Linked DNA regions of Homo sapiens: region 1 is linked to region 2. Evidence: chromatin contacts called from ENCODE Hi-C or POLR2A ChIA-PET data. All regions are on one chromosome and are shown on one strand. Each heading gives the region's core, a stretch centred on a gene start or an enhancer-like site at or near the end of the contact. The rest is flanking DNA. Distances are from core to core; before and after follow the strand shown.

Evidence for each region. Hi-C counts contacts between places; a loop is a spot of excess contacts on that map. ChIA-PET counts read pairs that join two places held with the same protein, here RNA polymerase II (POLR2A). Pooled maps may share reads with other maps.
Region 1: a map of mammary epithelial cell shows a loop between it and region 2 (2.3-fold over the local background). The contact joins two enhancer-like sites. A Hi-C loop is called at or near these places in 1 of 168 maps with a recorded cell type or tissue (mammary epithelial cell) and 2 of 50 pooled maps. POLR2A ChIA-PET finds 5 or more read pairs at or near these places in 1 of 52 experiments (MCF 10A).

Annotation. Positions count from the first base shown.
Region 1 is chr6:105,599,323-105,603,527 of GRCh38, forward strand. No RefSeq gene overlaps it. Among named protein-coding and RNA genes, the nearest start is that of LINC02836, 31 kb to the right of the region's middle. RefSeq lists enhancers at 1,501-2,700, 2,072-2,651. Within about 2 kb of position 2,334, at least 23 of the 41 ENCODE cell types and tissues checked have a DNase peak (open chromatin) inside an H3K27ac peak, as active enhancers do.
Region 2 is chr6:105,830,366-105,834,982 of GRCh38, forward strand. The region is part of intron 2 of LOC105377923 (a long non-coding RNA gene); the gene reads right to left. Among named protein-coding and RNA genes, the nearest start is that of LINC02836, 200 kb to the left of the region's middle. Within about 2 kb of position 2,091, at least 2 of the 41 ENCODE cell types and tissues checked have a DNase peak (open chromatin) inside an H3K27ac peak, as active enhancers do.

The sequences.
Region 1 (4,205 bases), core at 1,084-3,583, 230 kb before region 2:
AGATCTTTTGATCCAGAAGCCAGAGATTGTGAGGTCACACAGACCACATGGGAACAGAAAGCTTAAAGGTCTGACAGGAAAAGTTTACCTTACCAAGCTCCTTCCCCAAGTAAAACAGAACCAGCAGACCCCCAAAATAATGCTGCTGGGCGTTCCCTGAGGCAACTGTTGGGTCATTATGTGCTGTGTTTTTCTAGAAGCTTTCTTCTAAAGTTTTAGGCAGCACCTTGGCCCACACCTGGCTCTCTAAGAGGCTTTGAGTCATTATTTCTTAAAATGTATTTATTTATTTACTAGCTCCCAGTGAAAGGGAAAGGGGAAAGGGCCTCGGGCAAGGGGAGCAACTGTAGCTGTTATTTGTGTAAAGCAGAAATACAATTGGCTGTTTTTTCTTGTCTATTCAAGTTCCCCAGATCAGCTATTAGAAAGGGAGAGAGCTGACTTAGTACATTTAGACACGTAAAGGAAAACTGAGGTAATGTGAGACCTCAGGGGCTTTTCGTTGTTGTTGAAAGATAAATACTATTTTACACTCAAGTCCTGTAATACATGTGGCATAGGAACTGATGAATGACTCATTTGTTGTTGGAAAGTGAACAAACTTGCCTAATGATATAGTTTTCTTTTCACTGTGTGTGTGTGTGTGTGTGTGTGTGTGTGTGTGTGTGTGTGTTGCATATGTGTGTCTGTTCTTTCTGGGCAATGCCTCCCTTTGACTCATCTCATATTTTGAATTATGGCATTTTTTAAAAATTGGCAAATTCATTTCATTCACTGGTTGCTTCTAATTTTAAATATGTGTCTAAAGCAACAGAACTACAAATGAAACCCCAGTCTTTGATTGTTAGGGACTTTGGGGTAGAGAAGGCAAATCAGAACAATGCCAAAGGGATATTTCTGAAAATCCATACTTCAGAGTAGATTGATTTTTCAAAGAATCATGTGCCAAAAAAAAATTAAGGGATATTGATAAAATTGCTATGCTTTATCTCTTTGGTTATAAAAATTAAATACACAGACACACGCTATAAAATTATATCAAATTTATTGTGATGATTCTTTGTATGATTCCTTTGTACTGATAGAACTATTTATTTTTCTTCTATTTGGGCTCCACCTTTTTTCCTGTTTGTGTAATTCACGTCAATGCTTTGCTCGAGATTAAGTCAGAGATGAATTATGGGTTCTGGAATGTGAAATCCTCTGTTTCAGTACATACGTATTCAACCGGGGACAGCACCTTCTTGACTGGTAGATGGGAAAGAGCAACCCAGTCACTAAGCACTGGGCTACTTTTTGTGGGTGTTCTTATGCTTGTATGCATTCCTTTTCATCAGTCTTCTCTCAGAATAACTTGGATTTCCAGGTCTCCCAAAGCGTTTTGGAATTCCATTCTGTGTTCTCCTTTGTCATGTGTATTCCAATCCCTATCTGTGCTTCTTTCTACCTTTTTGAGGTGCTATCTATCGACTCCTCATCAGGTGAAGCAATGTGAGATGACAAACTGTGAAAAGCTTTAAGAACACCCTCTTAAATTGTAGCTCTTGAGTCCCAGAGTTCAGAAGGAGTGGGAAAACCATTCTATAAATAAAAATATCTGGAGATACTCAGGAGAAGACTGGCTGTTCTAAAAGCGAATGCTAGTTAACATGGCCAGACAGTTTTTTTGCATCTTTACTTGGAAAAGAGAATCTATGACACCCTCTAAAATATCAAGCAGTCTTAAGTGGATAATGTTGCTCTAGTTGGTTTCACTGTCAAAGCCATTTAAAACTTCAGCAACTTATGAGATAACGTATCCTAAGGGTCTGATTTCTGAACATGAATTTAAGGGTCCCTCTGATGCCTGTGCTCTAAATACTTCATTAATAACATAAATGATGTCCTCAGTACAATTAAAACAATACTTTAGCTATTGATATTTGTCCCTTTAGGGATTCTTGATTTTATGTGCATGCTTATTATTTGCCCTCATATAAGCACTCACATGATATTGTCAGTAACTGAGAGTTGGATAACCGGCTTGTTTTTCAGGGTACCAATTACTCTTCCCGGCTTACATCTTGTGTGGGCTTTTGGCAGACATCAGCTTCTAGCACCTAGAAGGCACTTCCTTCTCCAGAGTAACTTTATGGAAACAAGGACTTTGTTGCAACTGGCTGAGGTTGAAATGAACACCTCCTCTCTCTGCTTTACAAAATAAGTGGAGACTAACTAACTGGCCTAGGCAAGTTTTCTGTATTCTTGGATTGATTAGTCCTTGCATTCTCTTTGCCTCTTCTCAGACTGTCTCTAAATTTAGCAATGCGATATGGTACAAACAGTCTTTCACATATGCTGTGTCACCAAGGGGATTTCAGGATTGTTTCATTGGTCTGCCTTGGCAAAGCTGACGCAATCTCCCATTGGTCTGTGCTCAGGAATCTGGGTGGGAAGTGAAAGTACAGACAAGCCTGCCAAGGCGAACTCCATCATGCAAGAGCTTGCTGCTGTGTGTGGGACTGAGACCCAGATTCGGGCCAATTCAAAATGAAAACCTTCAAATGAGTGCTCTGAGAGTAAAATGAAACTGAATCTGCTTGCTACATGTCGATGAGGTTCAAAAGATGGCAACAGTTTTGGGGTGCAAGGTCAAGCTGAAGAGTTAAAAACAGAAAGGAACCTTCTTTCCTCAGCCTAAATAAATATCCTTTCCTAGAGGTATCACTGGGAAGGTGGCACAGAGGAAGGTCAAGTGATCCCCTCTCTGGGGTCCACATGCCCGCTGCTGGGCCACACCTCACCCAGGCCCTTCCCTTGTGAACACCTCACAGAGGGACTGGCTCCAAACTGACCCTGAAGAATTATGTGAAATCCTTCTCGTTTAGAGCTTTAAAGGGTGTAAGAGAATCATGAGGATTTGGAAAAACTAGGACTGGGTCCATGTTTATGCTTGCAGCCTTTTACCAACAAATACATATGTACATATATGTACATATATATATATATATTTTCTCTTTAATGTTTCATAAGATATTTTTATCACCTAAATGAAGATAAATTAGCTGAGCTTGTTTGGCATAGAACATATCGCAATATTTTTTATTTTTAAAAATTTGTTTTTTTCTGATTATCAATTCATACTCATTGAAAAAATAGTCAAATGTTACAGAAATGTGTAATAGAAAACAAGAGGGTTTCCCTTTCATCACAACCCCAGGAATAACTTTCATTAGCAATTTGCTTTATATCCTCAGTTTTCTCCCCACAGATGCTCGCTCTATCTATCTATCTATCTATCTATCTATCTATCTATCTATCTATCTATCTAACTATCTATGTATCTATTTTTTATGAGAATAGAATCTCCTTGATATACTAATAAATTGCTTTTTTATTCTACTCAACTACTTTTCCATGTTTGTTTATAAAGATATCATGTTTAGTTTTTAAAACTAGACTTTAAAAATTATATAGGTTTACACAGAATAAAGAACACAGAGAACTCTTTATTAAAAATAAAAGTGCTTTCCTTCTGTCCTCCACCCCACAGTAACACTGTGGTCTTTGGAATCTTGCAAAAACATACACAAGGGTACGCATATGTACTTGTTTACTTCTGTGTATTTTTTTTTTTTTTACATAAATGGAATTGCACTATATAGTTCTGTAGCTCAGTTTTTAAAATTTGGTATTAAAATGTTCTTTCAGTTAGGGCCAAAGGGCATTTAACTTCAAGGTAAGACCCATTCCAGGACGGCAGAGATCATGTCTGTCTTGCGTATCCCTGTGTGAATTTTGCCTGACATGTTGCAAACACTCCGTATGGAAGTCTTGAGGGTCTTCTGCCCCAGTCAGAAAACCTCTGGGAGAACAGTTATCCCCAGACCTCAGACGCTCGACGGATACATGAGAAGCTTTCTTTGATGGATTCGATGTCAGGATCTCCATGTGAACTTCCACTTAGAGGTGTCATGCTATGGTGAGTCCCATTCCTAAGCATGGTAAAAATTTGGTGCCCCAAAGTCTATAGGGGAGTGCACGTACATGGCTGGGGAGGGAATAAAGAGGCCAAAGAGGTCAGCAGCCCTTGGTGCTGCTGAAATTCTCCCTAAACCAGCAATCAATAAAATACATCTTATCTTCTTTGGATTAGAAAATTCAACTTTGATAGCAGAACAAGTATTCTTAGTAATTAGTAAGATTATTAATAAAGAATCTTAGAT
Region 2 (4,617 bases), core at 841-3,340:
GCCCATTACATGTTTCTTTTAGATTATTAGAAATGATTCAGCTGCTCCAGTAACAATTTCTTTTGCCATGGGAAAGAAATCTACTCCACCTAACTGCAAATGTTTTTAAACTAAATTTCCTTCTCAAAGAGTTACCACATCTACTGTTAATAACATAACTGATTGTAAACTGTTTTTAAATCTTTTCAGATTTATTAGAGGTGGGGGGTAGGGAAGTTAGTCTAGAATGTAGAAAAGCTGCATTCTAGCTAAAGAGGTGAGTCTAACCTAGCCTTCTAGTTAGTCTAGAATGTAAAATGGCAGTCACAATGACAAGTTTCAATGGATCTCAATAGAGACTTAAGTGCCTTGCAAAACAAGACTGTCATTTCCAAAGTAGCATCCTGAAATGTTTAAATGTTTATGATAGAAACCACTCGAATCATCCCCAGCGAGTTTCTCAGAAGGGGCAGCTGGAGGAGGGAAGGGCAGCTGGAGGAGGGGAAGGGGCCGCAGGAGGAGGGGAAAGGGAGGCAGCTGGAGGAGGGGAAGGGGCAGCTGGAGGAGGGGAAGGGGCAGCTGGAGGAGGGGAAGGGGCAGCTGGAGGAGGGGAAGGGCAGCTGGAGGAGGGGAAGGGGCAGCGGGAGGAGGAGAAGGGGCAGCTGGAGGAGGGGAAGGGGCAGCCGGAGGAGGAGAAGGGGCAGGTGGATGAGGGGAAGGGGGAAGCTGGAGGAGGGGAAGGGGAGGCTGGAGGAGGGGAAGGGGGGCAGCTGGAGGAGGAGAAGGGGGACAGTGGAAGGAGGGGAAGGGGGGCAGCTGGAGGAGGGGAGGGGGCAGCTGGAGGAGGGGAAGGGGCAGCTGGAGGAGGGGAAGGGGGCAGCTGGAGGAGGAGAAGGGACAGCTGGAGGAGGGGAAGGGGCAGCTGGAGGAGGGGAAGGGCCAACCAACTGGAGGAGTTCATTATTAGATTATGTTTTAAAGGTAATAAATCCACTACCTTTTCTCAGATATTTAAAAGAACTACCATAGGAAATGGTGAAATAGGGAAGGACATTAGACTCAAGAGGGAATAATTTATTACAGTCTCAGAATTCTCTAACTCATCAGCCACAAAGTATATCTGAGGAGGCTCCATTCATTATGCAGGATCCATGTGATACATGACGAGTAAAAGGCGGGCTTCAACTCCCAAGGGGCCTGCATGCTTGTTAGTGAGACATGGCAGAACTTCACTCTAATAGGCATTTCTAAATGAAACTACTATGGAAAACATAACAGAAAAAGAAATCATACCCTGAAACCATATTATGAGTAGGAGGAGACTCAAACGTACTTTTCCTAGGGGGTTCTCAGTTGCTTTTGCTAATGAGGCAAACAGCTCTGCTCCATAGATTTTAGCTTCTGTGGATTGGAGAATGAAGCAGAAATTACTGTGTTTTTTCTCAGCTGCAGAAAAGGTAACTGAACTAGACAAGTTCTGCACCTAAGGCAGTGACTGAGCCTACAGACTCCGAGCACCAGGAAAATTGCATCAGTAGGGAAGAATCAGACAGCCATGGTGTGGATGGAGGACGAGATGAGCTGGGAGACACAAGAAACAGCACAGTGGGAGAGAGAGTGAGACTGACAAACCTTCTGTGAAAATACATCCACAGAACTGGCCAAGGACTTCTCATAGAGGGTTTTAACATCCACATTTTGTTGTGGCCAAGTTTCCAAAAGGAAAGTTTAAGGAAGAGAGTGATTTTTTTAAAATGTGTGACTAGATGTCTCAAGGGAACACCTCTTCCCAGTGTAACTATGCTCTCTATGTACCAACCACAGACTTGTCCAGATGAGCTCTCGGCCTCTCACCTAGTTTTCCTCATTGTCAAGAGCACCCACTTAAGTGAGAGTTTCCCAGGAATTATGGTCTGTGGTCTTGAAAAAAGGCCCAAGGAACACCCCCGATAGAAACAGACAATTTGGGCCCATTAGGCTCTTCTGGCTCAGGAGAACATGGCACGCTGGCCATTCCACGCAGTCTCTACCTTCTCCCTTCAACCTAGGTCACACACAGACAAGCTTCCCTCATCTGTACATACCACAGACTTAACTTTCACCGCTGAGTAGGGGAGGATTTCTCAATGCACCATTGCCCTTTGGCAATTCCCTGTTGAAATATGTATTTCTGGGCCTGCATGTACCTTAGGGTTCATGCACTTAGTGATTCTTTCTGTTTTATAAAGCTAATTGCCTCTGTAGCAATTTCTACACCCTTAGGTGCCACGACAGTCTATGTTTTTGGAAATGTGAGCACTCACTCAAACTGACTTCAGAGCTATAATTTATGGAACAGATTGAGTCACTGATCTCAGTTGGCCGCCTTTGTCCTGGTGCACTTCCTTCTTTTCTAAAGGGAATTTTCTTTGAAGAAGAAAAAAATCACTTTTAGATTACTTGCTGTAGAACATTTTTGAAAGGGAGTTTTCTTGGAAAATTATATAAATCCAATGGTGAAGTTCTCATAGAGCAAAAAGTCTGCTCTTAGATATATGCTGTAAACATTTACAAAGAGCCTACAGAAAATCTTACATAGTGGAGATTGTTTTTAAGATATTTTAATAGAAAAAAATTAACCCTTAATAAAGTTGATTTGGGGGTCTACCACTACCTAGTCCTAGCCATTTAACCTCTCTGGGCCTTACTAGCCAACAATTATAAAACAAATTAGTTGGATAACATAATTGTATTTTATCGTGCTGAGAATAAATATAAAATGAAAAATGTTTGTTTGTTTGTTTGTTTGTTTGTTTGTTTCCCGAGACAGAGTCTCGCTCTGTTGCCTGGGCTGGAGTGTGATGATGCAATCTCGGCTCACTGCAACCTCCACCTCCCAGGTTCAAGTGATTCTCCTGCCTCAGCCTCCCAAGTAGCTGGGATGACAGGCATGCACCACCACAGCCAGCTAATTTTTGTATTTTTAGTAGAGATGGGGTTTTACCATATTGGCCAGGCTGGTCTTGAACTCCTGACCTCAGGTGATCCACCCAACTCAGCCTCCCAAAGTATTGGGATTACAGGCGTGAGCCACTGTGCCTGGCCGAAAAATGTTTTTAATACTACAATTAAATATGTATTCTAGTAAGATTTTTAAAATCCTGATTTACAAACCTACATAATAGGAGGTAAATACAAATGTTATATGTCAATTTATATAGGAAGAATCCTTTTCATAGCCAGTTGATGCAGGAATCTCTCAAAATGTGATCTAATTCACAAAATTGATCCAATTCACAAAAACTTACAAATGTAACCACTGGAGCCCTCAAAGTGCTTGAATATGATGCCTTTAATGTACACGTCGATCAATACTTTAAAATCTATTGGATACATTGATGTCCTGAGCATTTTCTAGACATCTAATTTAATCATCACTAACCTAGAATTTACAGATAAACTGGGGGTCGACTGGATGACTGCTGTTTAAGGTCACACAGGGAGTGAGCTGGTGCCAAGGTTTGAATCCCACCTGAGGCTGACATAACTATTCACTACTAACTCTTCGTGCTTTATACAGTTTGGTTCCTGTGAGTCCTTATTTTGTCACAAAAGGAGATCTGATCAAGTTTATTCATTCTTTTAAAATAGATTTTTGTTTTAAGTTCCTTCTTCCTCCATTCCCTCTCCCAACTCCTTTCAATTTTAATGTTCTTTTCCCTTTTGTGGCTGGGTTTGATTCTACACAGACTTCTTAGGAAAATTGTGTTCGTGTAAAACTGAAGAGTCCAAGGGCTTCCTCACTGGAATAAGCAGGTCTCATTTGAGGGTGGGGAGCTCTTGACGAGGGGAAGTGGCTCACTTCAGGAAGTCCTGAGAACGGATTTTCTTATGTACATGTGCAAGTTTTTATGTATCTGCATACTTTACTCTCTTTAGTTGATGTAAAATGTTATGACTATTGTTTTCTTTTCTAAAGGAAGAGTTTCACCTGCATTCTATCTCACTTACTAAATGCGAGCAATCACCAGATCTCTTGTAATTCTACAAAAGCAATTAATCAAAATGGTGACTTCCAAATTGTTGTCTTCCCAGTTATGTCTATAAGCAAATTGAGACCTGCCAAATATCAGTCTCAAAAATGCATATTTTTCCTGCATGCATAACTCCTGCACTAACGCTGTGTCTTGAGAACAAATGGTATGCAGTGCCAAAGCCTTAGGAAGGTCACTTTTTTTTTCATTCTCATGTTTTCTTTCTAACCTACTACTCATAGAGTCACAGGAACTTCTGAGAGCCTTCTATTTTAGACCTATATATTAGATGGTTACTAATTACTTTGAACTGATTGTTTTTTCCTGTTGAATATTCCGGATTTCTGATTGAGCAATATCTTGAAATTCCAAAAGTTGGCATGCTGGTAGTTTCCTTATGTTCCACACATTTTCAAGCACATTGACAGTGACTGTTCCCTGTTTCCAGAGGATGAGGACAGTGGTACCATGTTCCTTCATCAGCTTGCACAATCAGCCCAATTGTCCTCAGATGGATCGTTCACACTGTGGCAGATTGTCTTGACTGCAAGTTCTTCTCTTGGCTCTGAAATCTTCTGCTTAAACAAGTTATTTCATTGACATAAACAGGATCTTCTTATCCTGG